Regions from separate parts of the Homo sapiens genome. Here region 2 is linked to region 1. The links are chromatin loops, found by intact Hi-C in ENCODE. Cell type or tissue: Caco-2. All regions are shown on one strand. Each heading gives the region's core, and the rest is flanking DNA. Links, peaks and the distances in the headings are about the cores only. Region 1 has its middle 21 kb from the start of SDHAF1. Region 2 overlaps NPHS1 (NPHS1 adhesion molecule, nephrin).

The links. Hi-C counts contacts between places; a loop is a spot of excess contacts. Peaks named below come from ENCODE experiments on the same cell type or tissue, not always from the same donor. Only the 100,000 strongest peaks of a DNase experiment are listed, where the experiment ranks them.
Region 2: it touches region 1 in a loop (23-fold over the local background); 1 of 110 quality-filtered maps calls a loop at or near these places.

What each region holds. Positions count from the first base shown.
Region 1 is chr19:35,966,271-35,982,164 of GRCh38, forward strand. No RefSeq gene overlaps it. Among named protein-coding and RNA genes, the nearest start is that of SDHAF1, 21 kb to the right of the region's middle. RefSeq lists silencers at 7,284-7,484, 9,484-9,684. In Caco-2, for the core only: no CTCF peak of the experiment used is centred there; no DNase peak of the experiment used is centred there.
Region 2 is chr19:35,827,903-35,830,402 of GRCh38, forward strand. The region is part of intron 28 of NPHS1 (NPHS1 adhesion molecule, nephrin); the gene reads right to left. Among named protein-coding and RNA genes, the nearest start is that of PRODH2, 16 kb to the left of the region's middle. In Caco-2, for the core only: no CTCF peak of the experiment used is centred there; a DNase peak (open chromatin) is centred at 959; H3K27me3 peaks cover 310 bases.

The DNA.
Region 1 (15,894 bases), core at 7,818-10,317:
TACATGCTCTGATGGGACCACATGTCAGCTTGTGAAGCACAGACTTAAGTGTGTGGCTGGGCACAGTGGCTCACACTTGTAATCCCAGCACTTTGGAAGGCAGAGATGGGTGGATCACTTAAGCTCAGGAGTTGGAGACCACCATGGGCAAAATGGCAAAACCCTGACTCTACAAGAAATACAAAAATTAGCCAGGTGGCATGCACCTGTAGTCCCAGCTACTTAGGAGGCTGAGGTGGGAAGATGGCTTGAGTCCAGGAGGTGGAGGTTGCAGTGAGCTGAGATCGCACCACTGCACCTCAGCCTGGGCAACAGAGCCAGACCCTGCCTCAAAATAAAAAAGAAAAAGAAAAAAGAAAAAAACAAAAAACAAAAAAGTAATTTAAAATCTAAATAAATAAATAAATGAAAAAGGCCTAAATGTGTGCCCACCACTCAGGTCACATGTGAGTCTGAGACCTTGTCCAGTTCCAAGATGGCAGGACTCCAAAACACCGTCCATCTTCAGCTCTAAGACCATGGCAGTGGCTGCATCAGGACCAAACAACACACCTGAAGCTGAGCCAAGGCTTGTGCCTGTGCTCCTGGGGGGACCTGAGCCTGAACCTGTGGCCATGGCTCATCTGGGGCTTGCACAAGTGACCGTAAATGAACCCTGCCCTGAACCTGTAGCTGCAGCCGCACCAGTGCCTCGACTTGTGACTGTGAAAGAACCACTTCCTGCAACTCTGGCTGTAGCTGAACCAGCACCTATACCACCTACCAAACCCATAGCTAACCATTGTCTACAACCATGTCCAAAACCAAGACAGTATCTGTGTCTGGGTCAGAACTGTCTCATGGCCAAGCTGGGGCTCAAGGTGGTGACAGTGACTAAACCAAGCTTAAAGACTCTGGCTGTGGCAAAATTAGGACTTGACTGTAGCAAAGGACAAGGGGCCATCACAGGGGCTACCACCTGAGCCTCTGGGCTACCATACATCTAGACTTTTTTTCTTTCTTTCTTTCTTTTTTTTTTTTTTTTGAGAAGGAGTTTTGCTCTTGTTGCCCAGGCTGGAGTGCAATGGCACGATCTCGGCTCATTGCAACCTCTACCTCCCGGGTAGAGGTTCAAGCTTGAAGGTTCTACCTTCAAGCGATTCTCCTGCCTCAGCCTCCTGAGTAGCTGGGATTACAGGCATGTGCCATTACACCAGGCTAATTTTGTATTTTTAGTAGAGATGGGGTTTCTCCATGTTGGACAGGCTGGTCTTGAACTCCCAACCTCAGGTGATCCGCCCACCTCAGCCTTCCAAAATGCTGGGATTACAGGCATGAGCCACCGCACCCGGCCTGATTTCTTTTTTTTTTTAAAGACAGGGTCGGGCCTGGCGCAGTGGCTCATGTCTGTAATCCCAGCACTTTGGGAGGCCGAGATGGGCGGATCACAAGGTTAGCAGTTTGAGACCAGCTGGCCAATAATGGTGAAACCCCGTTTCTACTAAAAATACAAAAAAATTAGCCAGGCATGGTGGCGGGTCCCTGTAATCCCAGCTACTTGGGAGGCTGAGGCAAGAGAATTGCTTGAATTCGGGAGGTGGAGGTTGCAGTGAGCCGAGATTGCACCACTGCACTTCCAGCCTGGACGACAGAGCAAGACTCCATCTAAAAAAAAAAAAAAAAAAAAAAAAAGACAGGGTCTTGCCGTCACCCACACTGGAGTTCAATGTCACAGTCTCAGCTCCCTGTAGCCTCTGTCTCCCAAGCTCAAGCAATTCGCTTGCCTCAACCTCCCGAGTACCTGGGATTACAGGTGTGCACCACCACGCCTGGCTAATTTCTGTATTTTTAGAGACGGGGTGTCACCATGTTGGCCAGGCTGGTCCAAACTCCTGGCCTCAAGCGATCTGCTCACCTCAGCCTCCTAAAGTGCCGGGATCACAGACGTGAGCCGTCGTGCCTGGCCAGTATACATCTAGATTTTCAATGACCACTTGTTCCCCATGCCTGGGATCTGCACCTACATGCTGAGCTGATGCCCCTAGTCCCTCCTCAGCAGCCTCCCTGCCTCCTAACTGTGGGTCTCCTGTCCTGAAGGGAGGCAGCCCATGTGCTTTGTCACAGGGTGCATCTTTGGTATTACCATCACTGCTGTCAAGCACAAGTGTGGCCCTATCCAGATAAGAATCACAGTGTATGGGATCTTGGGAGACCCCATCCTTCTCTGTTCATCAATTTTGGGAGCTTTTTTTCTTTTTCGAGACAGGGTCTTGTTTAGTCACCCAGGCTGGAGTGCAATGGTGCCATCATAGCTCACTGTAGCCTCAATCTCCTGGGCTCAAGTGATCCTCCCACCTCAGCCTCCCAAGTAGCTAGGACCACAGGCACACACTACCATGCCTGGCTCTTTAAATTGTTTTGAAGAGACAGGGTCTCGCTATATTGTCCAGGCTGGTCTCAAACTCCTGGCCTCAAGCAATCTTCTGTCCTCGGCCTCCCAAAGCACTAGAATCACAGGCATGTGAGCCACCATGCCTGGCAGGTCATTTTTGTCACCTCTAAAATAGAAGCAATGATATAGGCTGGGGCGGTGGCTCACATCTGTAATCCTAGCGCTTTGGGAGGCTGAGGCAGGCGGATCACCTGAGGTCAGGAGTTCGAGACCAGCCTGGCCAACATGGTGAAACCCCGTCTCTACTAAAAATACAAAAATTAGCTGGGCCTGGTGGCGCTCACCTGTAGTTTCAGCTACTAGGGAGGCTGAGGTGGGAGGATCACTTGAACCCAAGAGGCAGAGGTTGCAGTGAGCAGAGTGTGCCAGTGCACTCCAGCCTGAGTGACAGAGCAAGACTGTCTCAAAGAAAAAAAAAATTGTTTACCGGGCATAGTGGCTCATGCCCATAATCCCAGCACTTTGGGAGGCCAAGGTGGGCGGATCACCTAAGGTCAGGAGTTCGAGACCAGCCTGGCCAACATGGTGAAATCCCATCCCTACTAAAAACACAAAAATTAGCTGGGCATGGTGGCGGGTGCCTGTAATCCCAGCTACTGGGGATGCTAAAGAAGGAGAATCACTTGAACCTGGGAGGCAGAAGTTGTAGTGAGCTGAGATCACGCCACCGAACTCCAGCCTGGGGGACACAGTGAGAGTCTGTCTCAAAAAAAAAAAAAAAAAAAAAAAAAAAAAAAAAAAGATGCAATTATACAGGTCCAAAGTCCCTTATCTAAAATGTCTGGGGCCAGGTGCATTTCAGATTTTGGAATTTAGAATGGTCAAACCAGGCAAATGCCACATATTATATAACACTCCCAGTGTGTGTTACATAATCACAAACATTAATATCTTTGCAGTGAAATGTCTGAATAGTCACACAAAGGAGGATAAATTAAGACTATAGCAGCCACACATGAGTTCAGGTTAGCTTTTGCTGATAATTGAGTTTTAACATCAAACACACAAAACATATTCAGTCTTCAGGTCTTTTGGTTGTTGTTGTTGTTGTTTGCTTTTGTAGATGGTAGATAAGGGATTGTGGCTCTCTAGCTCCTCCCTCAGCAGGTTCCTGTGAGGTGAGAATGAGTTAACACAGGAAAAGCACTTGGAACAGAGTCCAACTCATGGTAAGTGTCATATGAGGGGGTGTTTGCTGTGTTTATCATTTCCTGACACAGGCATATGAAGCTTCCAAATTCCCCGAGCTGTGAACATATCCTAGGACCACATGCAGCCACTAGCATGTCCCAAATCTCTCCTCCAGGAAGGTTTAGGGGCTCTGCTCTGGTTAGAAGGTTGTGGGGGCTAGAGTATGTTTAATCCGGGTTGCTGGCTGGGGGGACCTGATGAAGGTTATGATGTACTAGTGTACCCAGACCAAACCGAGGGTTGGGCTGCTTATTCTCACAGCCTAATAATGAGACACAAATAAACTGGGAAAGAAGAGAATTTTTATTTCTGTAACTGATTACAGGGAGAAGGCCTGGAAATTATCCCCAGATCAACTCAAAATTATAACGTTTTCCAGAGCTTATATACATTCTAGGCTATATTAGAAGAAATTAATCACTTATGTCTTTAGATGAATGCAAACTTACATGAGTAAATTTACTTCATCTAAATGGGTCCAGGTGCTGGGGTGATTACCCTTATCTTGTCTCCTGCTAAATTATGGAGGCTTGGGGAGTTCCTTTAGTCTCCAATAAAGCTTGTTTGTGAAGGTCTGGGGAGTTCCTTCAGACCCCCAATAAAGCTTGTATAATCTTAAATGGGAACTGTTAAGAATTCCTTCGTGAGGCTGGGCATGGTGGCTCATGCCTGTAATACCAGCACTTTGGGAGGCTGAGGCGGGAGGATCACCTGAGGTCGGGAGTTCGAGACCAGCCTGACCAACACAGAGAAATCCCATCTCTACTAAAAATACAAAATTAGCTGGGCATGGTGGCGCATGCCTGTAATCCCAGCTACTCGGGAAGCTGAGGCAAGAGAATTGCTTGAACCTGGGAGGTGGAGGTTGTGGTGAGCTGAGATCGCGCCATTGCACTCCAGCCTGGGCAACAAGAGTGAAACTCTGTCTCAAAAAAACAAAAAATAAAGGAATTCCTTCATGATCTTGTCATGCCTCAAGGGCCAGGAAAGGCCTGGCCTAAACTCTTGGTGAGCTTTTGTTACATTCCAGCCTTTGTATGGACGCTGGCTCTACCAGCGTTTTTTGTTTTGTTTCTTTTTTCTTTTTTGAGACGGAGTCTCACTCTCTTGTCCAGGCTGGAGCACAGTGGCGCCATCTCAACTCACTGCAACCTCCTCCTCCCAGATTCAACTCTCCCAGGTAGCTGGGATTACAGGTGTGCACCACCATGCCCAGCTAATTTTTTTTGTATTTTTAGTAGAGACGGGGCTTTACTATATTGGCCAGGCTGGTCTCGAACTCCCGACCTCAGATGATCCTCCTGCCTCAGCCTCCCAAAGTGCTGGGCTTACAGGCGTGAGCCACCGCTCCTGGCCTCTATCAGCTTTTAGTATTTAACCCAACCACAGTCAGTGCTAAAACAGTTGTTATGGAGGCCTGCGTTCATGAGATGTGGCTTGCCACACTAGGCCACCCCTCAGCACCACTATAGAAAAACAATGGTGGCCTGGGTTCAAATTCCGGTTTGGCACTTGATATCTATGTGACCTTGGATAAATTATTTAACCTCTCTGGGCCTCAATTTCTTCATATGTGAAATGAGAATGATGAAAAGATCTGATTCATAGGGCTGTAGTGAGGATTAAATGAGCTAATATATGGAAAGCACAGAAAATATGCAAAGCTAGGACCCGAGACGTGAAGCCATGATGCTGCATACCTGCCTCCACACCGCCTGGGAGTTTGCCCTGCCACTCAGGGGTCAGGATGCCCCCCAGTGCTCTTAAGGCTCCCCAGCATCCAGTAGCCCCCACCCCAGGTATCCAGAACCTTCAGATACTCAGGGCTCCAGACTTATACTCTCACCAACATGATCCCTCTTTTCCCAAGGACTTGACACTCCTGTGTTCCTTCCTCAATTAATTGGAATTTTAGAATTTTTTTTTTTTTTTTGAGACTGAGTCTCACTCTGTTGCCCAGGCTGGAGTGCAGTGGTGAGATCTTGGCTCACTGCAACCTCTGCCTCCCAGGTTCAAGCAATTGTCCTGCCTCAGCCTCCCAAGTAGCCTGGGACTACAGGCACATGCCACCACACTCGGATAATTTTTGTGTTTTTAGTAGACACGGGGTTTCACTATGTTGGCCAGGCTGGTCTGGAACTCTTGACCTCAGGTGATCCACCTGCCTCAGCCTCCCAAAGTGCTGGGATTACAGGCGTGAGCCACTGCGCCCTGCCAAGATTTGGGCAGGGACAAATAGCCAAACTATATCAGACACTAACAACATCCCTGTGGCTGCCAGTTGAGAACAGATTACAGGGCTTGTGAAGGAATGAGGCCTGGAGGAACAACAGTGAGGAGGCTGCTGCAGTAGTCCCGGCAGGAGACAATGGGGCTTGGACCAGGGTGGGGCAGTGAACGCAGGAGAAATGTGGGCTGGAAACCACCAAGTGAGGCAAAATAAGGAAATCATGGACTGGGAGAAAGGAGGTACCCCTTGATCTGGAAGGACAGGTGGAGGCTCTTGGTAATGGGGGAAGCCCTTGGGTCCTGTCTGAAGGCTCTCCTGTTTACTGGATGAGGTGGGCACACCTGGCTCCTTGGTAGGATTACTCATCTAGATTCCTGAGAAGAGGACTTGCAAGTATTGTGTTAGGACAAATCTGGATATTGAAATCAAGACTCCCAGTTTAAAAAAAAAAAAAAAGAAGGCCGGGCACAGTGGCTCACGCCTGTAATCCCAACACTTTGGGAGGCCAAGGCGGGCGGATCACGAGGTCAGGAGTTCAAAACCAGCCTGACCAACATGGTGAAACCCTGTCTCTACTAAAACTACAAAAATTAGCTTGGCATGGTAGTGCACGCCTGTAATCCCAGCTACTCAGGAGGCTGAGAGAGCAGAATTGCTTGAACCTGGGAGGTGGAGGTTGCAGTGAGCCAAGATCTCGCCACTGCATTCCAGCCTGGGAGACAGAGCGAGACTCTGTCTCAAAAAAAAAAAAAAAAAAAAAAAAGATTCCCGGATAGAGGCTGGGCATGGTGGCTCACATCTACAATCCCAGCACTTTAGGAGGCCAAGGTGGGCAGACTGCTTGAGCTCAGGAGTTCCAGACCAGCCTGGGCAACATGACGAAACCTCGTCTCTACTTAAACACACACACACACACACACACACACACACACACACACACACACACACACACACAGAAAGATTCTTGGTTAGCTGGGCACGGTGGCTCACACCTGTAATCACAGCACTTTGGGAGGCCAAGGTGGGCGGATCACAAGGTCAGGAGATCGAGACCATCCTGGCTAGCACAGTGAAACCCTGTCTCTACTAAAAATACAAAAAATTACGGGGCGTGGTGGCAGGCGCCTGTAGTCCCAGCTACTGGGGAGGCTGAGACAGGAGAATGGCGTGAACCCAGGAGACGGAGCTTGCAGTGAGCCGAGACTGTGCCACTGCACTCCAACCTGGGCGGCAGGGTGAGACTCTGTCTCGAAAAAAAAAAAAAGAAGAAGAAGAAGAAAAAGAAAGATTCTTGGTTAGTAGACGAGGGTGGGGCATCCTAGATCTGCAAAGGCCCCACTCTCAATATCCCAGAATCCAACCCCCTCAACCTCCTTATCCTCCACCCCTCCCCGATGCTCAGGAATTCAGCCCCTCTGAAGACCCCAGCTCTTGGTCACTCCTGCAGGGGAACCCACAGCAGCTGGGGCTGTCAGTTATCCTGGGCGACAGATGGCTATGGTTGTACTTCCACACCTCAGAACCATGGGCAGAGGCAGGTCTGGAGCAAGAACCGCCCACACTGCATCTCTTTTACAACCGGCAGCACACACGTCACTGCACGTGGCTGAAGGTTGCCACTCACACAAGGCAGACTGTGCAGTGACTTCATTCAGGCAGGACCATGACATGGGCAGTCCAGATCCACTGGTCTTCGTGCATTTGGGCCCCGCAGCCACCTGATACCCTGAGCCAAGCCTTAGTCCCCACAGGAGACTGGGGGCCCTGTGCTGTCCCTGTAGCCCCAAAGGGGCCCCTTAGCCACTGCCACCAAGTGTGACACCTACACCCTTCGAGGCCAGTGCCGTGCCTGGATATGCCCCTTCCCCAGCTCCCTGCCTACGCTTTGGGAGTGCTTCCATGTCTGTGTACACCCTGTCAGGCCTCAGTGTCAACACTGAGCCCTCGAGCTTCTGGGCTGGCTGCCGTGAGTGACCCTTCAAGGGAAAGGGTTATAGGCTGCTGGGTAAAGGGGATTCTGGGACTTAGGAATGACACTCCTTAGTTCTGGAGGCTGATTCCTGGGGCAAGGGTGTAGGGTCCCTGGAAGGGGACAGCCTCTGGGTCCTGGGGGCAAGACTGCTGAGTTGGGGGGTGCGGGGAAAATAATTCTAGGGCCCAGAGACAGGGCTCTTTGGGTCTGGGGCCAGGGCTTCTGGGTCCTGGGCATGGGAACAACTTGGCTATAGGGCTGGGACTGCTGGGTTCTCAAGTTCTAGAGACTAGAACACCTAGGTGGTGACAACTCCAGTATCTGGGGTGAGCGCTCTGAGTCCCAGAGCCAGACTTATTTATTTATTTAGACAGGATGTCACTCTGTTGTTTATTTAGACAGGGTATCACTCTGTTGCCAAGGCTGGAGTGCAGTGGTACTATCATAGCTCACTGCAGCCTCAACCTCCCAGGCTCAAGCCATCCTCCCTCCTCAGCTTCCCAAGTATCTGGGACCACGGGCATGTGCCACTATGCCCAGATAATTTTTTAATTTTTTTTGTAAAGATGAGGTCTTCCTATGTTGCCCAGGCTGGTCTCTAATTCCTGAGCTCAAGTGATCCTCCCACCTTGGCCTCCCAAAATGCTGGGATTACAGATGTGAGCCACTACGCCTGTCCCAGAGCCAGACTTCTATGTTCTGGGGAGTGGACTTCTGGTTTCTTAGCACAGAGACTTCTTTACTCTGTGAGGCAGGGATTGCTGGGTCTGTTGCCTGGAGAGCTCCATTCTAGAGGGTGAGGACCACAGGATGTTGGTAGGGATTCCTGGAAGCTGAGAGCAGGGACATTTGCACTATAGGGGTGGCCAAATGCTTGGGTCTTGGAAACCAGACCTGGGAGTCCTGGTGTGAATACCTTTCCCTTCCTGTCTTTCTCCATCCCCACTCCTGCCCCTGCAGCTATTGAGTGCCCCGAAAACAATCACTATGAGCCATGTGGCTTATCCTGTCCAGAGACCCCCCACAGGCAGGCCCACTGGGGGTTACCACTGCCCTGCGGGCATACTTGTGCCTGCGACACAGGCTGCTTCTTCCTTTTTTAAGAGACAGGGTCCTGCCAGGCGCGGTGGCTCATGCCCGTAATCCCAGCACTTTAGGAGGCTGAGGCAGGCGGATAATCTGAGGTCAGGAGTTCAAGACCAGCCTGACCAATATGATGAAACCCCATCTCTACTAAAAATACAAAAATTAGTTGGGTGTGGTGGCAGGTGCCTATAATCCCAGAATCTAGGGAGGCTGAGACAGGAGAATCGCTTGAACTCAGGAGGTGGAGATTGGAGTGAGCCGAGATTGTGCCACTGCACTCCAGCCTGGGCGACAGAGCAAGACTCTGTCAAAAACAAAATCCTAGAATCTCAAGGGCAAGCCCCAGTGTACCAGAAGTGTCAGACTCTGGGATCTTGGAACCCAGTTCTGAGCCAATAATTCCATTTCCTCATTCAACAACCATATATTGAGTATCTACTGTGTTCCAGGCACTATTTGAAGTGCTTCTTTAAGTATGTTAACTGAATTTCAGAACACACTCTCAGTCCAGGTCCTGGGCACCCCCATATAGGATCCAGGAGTTCTAAAGTCCCAATCCCCAATGTTTACAAACCCTCACAGCCCCCCAAATCCTAGATGCCAAACACAACTGCTGTGGACAACAACGATCAGAACCATGGACAGCAGTTCAGGCATTTGTAGCTGCTGTGGGCCCACCCCCTGCCCAGTACCAGTCATCACAGCACCCTGGAACCCCTGCCATTACTTAGAAAGTCCAGCATCCTTGGAATGCTTATAGACCAGCATCACCTATGAACCTCATTCATTTATTCATTCATGCATTAGTTCGACAAATATTTATTGAGCACCAACTATGAGCTGAGAACTGTTCTATTTTATACACGTGTGTGTGTGTGTGTGTGTGTGTATGTGTGTGTGTGTGTGTGTATGTATGTATTTGAGACAGTCTCACTCTTGCCCAGGCTAGAATGCAGTGGTGGGACCGCGGCTCACTGTAGCCTCAACCACTTGGACTTAAGCAATCCTCTCACCTCTTGCCCCTGTAGCCTCTCTAGTAGCTGGGACTACAGGTGCAAGTCAATATGTATGTTCATTTTTTGGAAAGACAGGGTCTTACTGTGTTGTCCAGGCTGGCCTCGAACTCCAGGATTCAAGCAATTGGCCCGCCTTGGCCTCCCAAGTTGCTGAGATTAAAGCATCACCTACTGCACCCAGCCTATTCTGCACATAAACTATATCAATTCTAATTGAGGAAAACTATAGTCCCAACCTCCAGAATCCATAATTCTTACCTCTCAAGATTTGTTGAAAAGGGTGGTCAGGATCATGAACAGCAGTCCAAGCATTTCTAGGTTTGTGGACAGACCCCCAGCCCCTCAACTGGCCCCCCAGAACCCCTGCTAAAAGCAGGGGTCCAGGCATCCTTGGTACTGACACTGGGCCCCCAAGCTCTAGCTTGACCTGCCCTCTCCCCGCAGGTGAATGGTGACTGCAAGAATCTGCACTTACAGGCTCCAGGCAACAGTGCACTCATCTTCTGCCAGGGCTGGGACACCATGGCCAGCTGCCCCTTTGGCCTGTGTGGGACCTACACCCCGGGATCCATGCAACACTGATGCTACCAGCAGCAATAGGGGCGGGGTTAGGTGCTGACTACACTGGGGGGTACCTGGATGCCCAGAGTTGAGGCAAGCACCAAGCTGCCTGAGGACATATTGGCTTGGGCCTGTGGCTGCTTGGTGGGCTGTCTGGGTGTCCAAATGCCTCTGGCAAGATGCCATCATGACCACCATCCTGTGCCACCCTGCCAACCACTAGCACCCTGGCCCACTTTGTTCACATCTATGGCATCCTCCTGGATGCCCTGGGGCCCCTCCAGCTGTGTCATGAGTTGCTGGCACCAGGTCCCTATTTCCAACACTGAGTGGTGGAGATGTGTCTGGGTGCTGGACCCTGCCGCATGCTCATCCGGGTTTGTTCATCTGGGGAGCCTGGCTCCACTCCCGACTGGAGTTCAGCTCCTCAGCTGTTGCCTATCCCAGGATGGCAGACCCTCACTGCCCCATTTAATCCCTGAGACCTTGTACTTCCCGTGATGCCGGCCTCACCCCCTCCCCACTCATTGTCCAGACTTGACCTCAACCATTGCCCATCCTAAAGTGTCAGCCCTACTCTGATTAAAGCCAGCCCCCACCTCATATGCTTCCCCAATCTCAGCCCTGATTATGGCCCAGCACTTCAGCCCTTATCTCTTCAGGGACTCAGAACCTGATCACGGCCCAGCCCCGAAGCCGTCACCCATCCCAGAGACCCATCACTGCCTGTGAACCACAGTTAGCCACCTGGGCTTTACTGATCTGAGGTTCCAGCTTCAGTTCTGTCTAAGCTGAGCTCTCCAGCCCCACCCCTGCAGGGCACCAGATGACAGATCCTAGCGCCCCCTGCATGGAGGGTGGGCCCACGGCAGCCACTTGCCCGCCATCTGGTGCTGCTGCCTGCCAAGGTTGGTGGCTTGCAAACCCTGCCACATCCCCTAGGAGGCCCCAGGCCTCTGCACAGCCTCAGGCAACTCCATGACCGCCCCTTTGGGAGCACCACATTTGGGCTCCTGGGTGTCTGCACGGTTTTGGGCTGCCTGTGGGGTGTGCAGCCCTTCGAGGTGGTGCTGGAGAGAGACCTGGGACTGTCCGGCCTCTGCCATGTGCTGCTGCTATGTGTGCATGGCCACTACTTTGGTGTGGACCTCGGTAACCAGGGACAGTCAAGAGAACCCTTGTCCTGTCATTTACCTCATTTTAGCAACTTTGCATCTCTGTTCCGGTGGACAGGATCTCTGTGTATGGCTCTCTGATGCCTTCCTTCCCTTCCCCTTGCCAACACCCTAATTTCCACTCTTCTCCTCCCTTCTCCCATCTGCACTTCTGTATCGCTCTCCTTCCCTTTCCCTTTCCTTATTTCTTTCTTTCTTTCTTTTTTTCTTGATGGAGTGTTACTCTGTTGCCCAGACCGGAGTGCAATGGCACTGCAACCTCCGCCTACTGGGATCAAGCAATTCTCCTGCTTCAGCCTCCTGAGTAGCTGGGATTACAGGTGTGCACCACGACACCCAGCTAAGTTTTATATTTTTAGTAGAGATGGGGTTTCACCACATTGGCCAGGTTGGTCTCAAACTCCTGGCCACAGCTCATCCACTGGCCTCCCAAAGTGCTGGGATTACAGGCATGAGCTGCCGTGCCTGGCCCTCATGGTCCACATTGGACCTTAACCCATCCTAAAGTGCCAGCCCTGCTCTGATTAAAGCCAGTCCCCTGCTGGCCGCACCTCCTGCTCCATGCAGCCCAGTCTCACTGTGTCTCCCCCACTCCCCTCCTCCCTCACTTCACCACGCCAGCACGCCCCACCACTCTCTCCTGCCCCAAGTCTTCATCTCCCCGTTCTTTCTCCTCCTCTTAGATCTGGAAGTGACCCCTCTCCCCAACAGCTGCCATTGGCTCCTCCCCAAACCCCTTCCCTGCCTGCCCCTCCCTCACCACCAACCCTTCCTCTCAGAATAGCCCCTCGTCCTCTTAGTCTCTCCAGACTCCTCCCTGGCTCTAGATCCCTCCCTTGTCCCTAATGCTAATCCCTGTTTCTCCCCACACCGCCCTGCCCACCCTACTACTCTCTCTCCTCCTCCCTTGGTCTCCACGCCCCTCCCCTGACTTCCTGCCGTGGTGCTGGTCGTACTCCACAATGCCCATCCTGAGTGTTGCCTACAACCCCCTCGCCTCGGCTCTCCCCTCCCCCACAGTCCCGTGTTTCTTCATACCTCACCCCCATGTTCCTTCTCACATGCATCTGATCCCCCTCCACTCTTCCCGCACCAGTCCTGGCACACCGCCTCCGACCTCTGATTCCCCGTGGCCTCCATGGCAACTGCAAAGGTAAGACAGCAGGTGGATGACTTGGCAGCTGCCGAGGCCCGAGCCCTGCGCCCCGCCGCATACTTGCCCAAGGTCAGTCTGTCCGGCAGCCACCGAGGACCCTGGCACAGACACGATGTGGTCCAGTGCCTGTAGCCTCTTGCCTAGCCAGGGACCCACTGGCACCCTGTCACACACACCTGTCACCAGACAGTCCTTCTTCCAGGCCTGCGTGGCCGAAGTGGACCACATCCCTGGAACCACAAAGTGCCCCATGCCTGCCTGTGAGCTGATGGCTGGTACCAGTGTGCTGTCCTGGAGGGCCTGGGCCTCTGCTGTGAGTCTCCACCCAAGAGCGGACAGAGCCAGCATGAGGCAGGGCCTGCAAGAGACCTGGGTCTGGTCTGTAGTGACTCCACAGGTACGGATTGAGGACCTACTAAGTGCTGGGCATAGGCTGGAGATAGAGCACCAACAGGATAGAGTCCTGCACATACCTTTTTTTTTTTTTTTTTTTTTGAGACATTCTTGCTCTGTCACCCAGGCTGGAGTGCAGTGACGCAATCTCGGCTCGCTGCAACCTCCACCTCCTGGGTTCAAGCGATTCTCCAGCCTCAGCCTCCCGAGTAGCTGGGACTACAGGCACTCACCACCACGTCCGGTTAATTTTTGTATTTTTAGTAGAGATGGGGTTTCACCATGGTGGCCAGGCTGGTCTCAAACTCCTGACCTCAGGTGATCTGCCTGCCTCAGCTTCCCAAAGTGCTGGGATTACAGGCGTGAGCCACCGCGCTCAGCTGAGTACTGCACATATTCTTGTGGGGAAGACAGATTTGATTTTCTTTCTTAGCTAACACTTACAGGGCACACAACCTACATCAGGGGCTACCTGAAGACAGCAGTTCTTAAAGCCCCCCAGCAGCATTAGCAACACCCAGAGCTTATTGAAAATGCAAAATCTGGCCAGGTGCAGTGGCTCACACCTGTAATCCCAACACTTTGGGAATTGCTTGAACCCAGGAGTTCAAGACCAGCCTGGGCAACATGGCAAGACCCTGTCTCTGCAAAAAAAGTTAAACAATTAGCCAGGTGTGGTGGCATGTGCCTGTGGTCCCAACCACAGCTCTGGAGGCTGAGTAGGGAGGATCACTGGAGCCCAGGATTTGGAGGCTGCAGTGAGTTATTATGGCAGTACTGCACTCCAGCCTGGGTGACAAAGTGAGACCCTGTCTCAAAAAAAAAAAGGGCCAGGCACAGTGGCTCACACTGTGATCCCAGCACTTTGGGAGGCAAAGGCGGGTGGATCACAGGGGGCCAGGAGTTTGAGACCAGCCTGGACAAAACCCCGTCCCTACTAGACGGGGCAAAAACCCGTCCCTACTAGAAAGACAAAAATTAGCCGGAGGCCGGGCATGGTGGCTCACACTTGTAATCCCAGCACTTTGGGAGGCAGAGGCGGGTGGATCATGAGGTCAGGAGATCGAGACCACGGTGAAACCCCGTCTCTACTAAAAATACAAAAAATTAGCCGGGAGTGGTGGCGGGTGCCTGTAGTTCCAGCTACTTGGGAGGCTGAGGCAGAAGAATGGCATGAACCCAGAGGCGGAGCTTGCAGTGAGCTGAGATTGCACCACTGCACTCCAGTCTGGGTGACAGAGCGAGACTCCATCTCAAAAAAAAAAAAAAAAAAAAAAAAAAAGAACGGCTGACCTTTACTGAGTACTCTCTCAGTTCTAAGCCCTGTTCTCCCTCAATCAATCCTCCCATTTACATTTTATGGATGAAGGAAACCAAGGCATGGATGGTTAAGGAATGTGCCCGATGTCACATGCCTAAAACATGGCATAGCTGGCATCTGAATATTTGTTCGTGGATTTAACAGATTCTCCCCAACTTGGAGTCTCTATATCCACGTCTCCTCCATGTGCCTCAAGGATTCCTGGCCCCACCCTGACTTACCCTTTTTGGGTCACCATCCTCCACTCCCCCCATCTCTTTTTGCCTCTAGGTTGAAGTGCTCGTTGAGGGAATCTGTCTGGCCTTTTGCTATAGATTGGCCTCTCGCCCCCGCGAAACACACACACTTTTTGTCCAGCTCTGACCTAACCATCTATGGCAAGAGGTAGGGTCATGTGAACACAATGTGGTCACTCTATCAGGAAGGATTCTTTTCTTTTCTTTTCTTTTCTTTTCTTTTCTTTTCTCTTCTCTTCTCTTCTCTTCTCTTCTCTTCTCTTCTTTTCTTTTCTTTTCTTTTCTTTTCTTTTCTTTTTTGAGACAGAGTCTTCCTCTGTTGCCCAGGCTGGAATTCAATGGTGTGATATCAGCTTACTGCAGCCTCAACCTCCTGGGCTCAAGCGATCCTCCCATCCTTGCCTCCCAAGTAGCTGGAACTACAGGCACACGCCACCATGTCCAGATAATTTTTGTACTTTTTGTAGTGATGGGCTTTTGCCATGTGGCCCAGGCTGGTCTTGAATTCCTGGGCTCAAGCGATCCACCTACCTCAGCCTCCCAAATTGCTGGGATTACAGGTATGATCCACTATGCACAGACCCTGGAGAAAATTTAACACCCTTTGCCATCGGTTCCTGCAAAGGTCCCAGGGTTGCCTCTGATAGGCTTTGCCTGGCCAATGATTGGGGCCCAGAGGCGTGAGAAATAAGCTGATTAGGCAGCCCTGGGTCCTGTACACATCACTGGATCCTGGATATGGAATCCCTTCAGTGCACATGCTGAAAGTACGGGCAGCTGCCAAAAAGAAGGTGCAAGTATTATTATTAGAAGGGTGAGGGACAGGCGTGGTGGCTCACTCCTGTAATCCCAACACTTTGGGAGGCTGAGGCGGGTGGATCACCCAAGGCCAGGAGTTCGAGACCAGCCTGGCAAACATGGTGAAACCCCATCTCTAGTAAAAATGTGAAAAACAACAACAACAACAACAAAACAGCTGGCGTGGTTGTGTGCACCTGTAATCCCAGTTACTTGGGAGGCTGAGGCAGAAGAATCGCATGAACCCAGGAGGAGGAGTTTGCAGTGAGCTGAGATCGAGCCACTGCACTCCAGCCTGGGTGACAGAGCAAGACTCCGTCTCAAAAAA
Region 2 (2,500 bases), core at 1-2,500, 150 kb before region 1:
CAAGCCTCCATCTCAAAAATAAATAAATAAATAAAATTTTTAAAAATGAAAACTTTAAAAGTCCATGTTATCAGGTATGGCAACTGTGGAATGTAAGTTATGATTATATTGTCCTATGAATTTCCAAAACAGTTCCCTAATCATAATAGAAAAACAAAACAAAGCAAAACCAAACAAACAACAACAACAAAAAGAACATGAATGGTAGCCCTAACTGGGGATGTATTTTGTTCTAGGGCTGGGAGAAAATGATTATTTTAGTTCAGCAAACTTTAGAGCAGATTGGCCCATGCTCCAAATATGGCCTGCCACCTGCTTTTTTATACTGCCCAAGAGCTAAGAATGGTTTTTATTTTTTTCTTTTTCTTTTTCTTTTTTTTTGAGACGGAGTCTTGGTTTGTTGCCCAGGCTGGAGTGCAGTGGCGCAATCTTGGCTCACTGCAACCTCCGCCTCCCGGGTTTAAGCGATTCTCCTGCCTAGCCTCCCGAGTAGGTGGGACTACAGGCGCCAGCCACCACACCCGGCTAACTTTTTGTATTTTTAGTAGAGACGGGGTTTCACCATGTTGGTCAGGCTGGTCTCAAACTTCTGACCTTGTGATCCGCCCGCCTTGGCCTCCCAAAATGCTGGGATTATAGGCATGAGCCACCGTGCCCGGCCTGGTTTTTCATTTTTTAATTGTTGGGAAAAAATGAAAAAAGATAACATTTGTGACATAGAAAAATTACATGAAGTTCAAATTACAGTGTCCAAAAATTAAGTTTTGTAGGAACATAGCCACACTCATTCATTTATGCATCGTCTATGGCTGCTTTTACTTTACGGTGGCAGAGTTTGTGTAGAGTTTGAGGAAGACCGTATGTCCCACACAGCCCAAAGCATTTACTACTATCCGGCCCTGTTCGGAAAAAGCGTGCAGCCTCCATCTACGCTTTAGAGAGTGCATATGGTCCAGCACCATGGACAGCGCTTTGCGCCATGCTGGTGAGGAGCTAGGATCTGACAACAGTCCCGGTATCGGAGGTCGTTCACAGAGACAGAAGGAAATCCTTGGCCCAGGAGGTGCCAGAGCATCAGCCAAGGCCACACAGGAAATCAGGGGTTCTGTCCCATCTCCCTAACTGTGCAGCAATGGGTGGGGATTGGCTGGTGGTCAAAGTGCCTGTCTGTTGTTTTTGCCTGTACAGCCACCATCCTCATTTCCCTGTGAGCTCTCTGTCCCTCTCCTACTCTCAGCCCAGTGACCTGAGTGGGGCTGGCCCCTACTCCCTGATCCCATGGTGAACTGGCCCAGGCCTCTCCTGTTAGCATATTCCATCCCCTGACTCAGGGATGTGTTCAGTGATGAGGATGTGACCCAAGCTAGACCAATTAAGTGTCAGCATTGGGCATTTGGGGCCACTGGAAAACAGGTATACTCTTTCTTTGAAGATTTCTAATCTCGTAGGATACAAATCTAGATTTTCTGGGAATATTTTTTCCCTTTCTTTTTTGAAACAGTCTCTCAGGCTGGAATGCAGTGGCACAATCAGGGCTCATGGCAGCCTCAACTTCCCTGGCTCAGGCATTCCTCCTACCTCAGCCTCCTGAGTAGCTGAGACCACAGGCATGCACCACCATGCCCAGTTAATTTTTTAAACTTTTTTTTTTTTTGAGACAGAGTCTTGCTCTGTTGCCCAGGCTGGAGTGCAGTGGCATGATCTCGGCTCACTGCAACCTCTGCCTCCTGGGTTCAAGCGATTCTCCTGCATCAGCCTCCCAAGTAGCCGGGATTACAAGTGTGTGCCACCACATCCAGATAATTTTTGCATTTTTTGTAGAAATGGGGTTTCACCATGTTGGCCAGGCTGGTCTCGAACTCTTGACCTCAGGTAATCCACCCACCTCAGCCTCTCAGAGTGCTGGGATTACTGGTGTGAGCCACCATGCTCGGCTTAACTTTTTTTTTTTTAAAGATGGGGTATTATTGTGTTGCCCAGGCTGGTCTCCAATACCTGGGCTCAAGCAATCCACCTACCTCAGCCTGCTGAGATTAGAGATATGAGCCGTGACCATGCCTAGCCATAAAAACATTTTTAGGGAAGAAATTCTGGGCCCAGCTGGGCCTGATGACAATTGTATGCCTTGATTTTTCAGTTGAATGGGCCCCCAAATTCTCTCTTTCTCTCTCTTTAACCAGTGGAGTAGATATGGCTAATTATCTTTAAAAATTCATGTCTACTTCCTTCCACAGTAGCAGAATTGCAGCAAGGCACATCACTGCTAAGCTAGACCACATTTCACAGCCTCCTTTGCCGTCAGATGTGACCATGTGACTCTCTTCCCACCAGGGGAGTGAGAGCAGAGTGGTGTGCACCATTTCTGGGCCTGGGCCACAAGGCAGGGTTGTGCCTCCTCCACATTCTTTCACCTTTTCCCATGGGTTGAACCCCCAGTGAACTGGCTCATTCATGTAGACTCGGTTGACTTGAGCAGGGCCACTCACGTCTGACTGAAAAA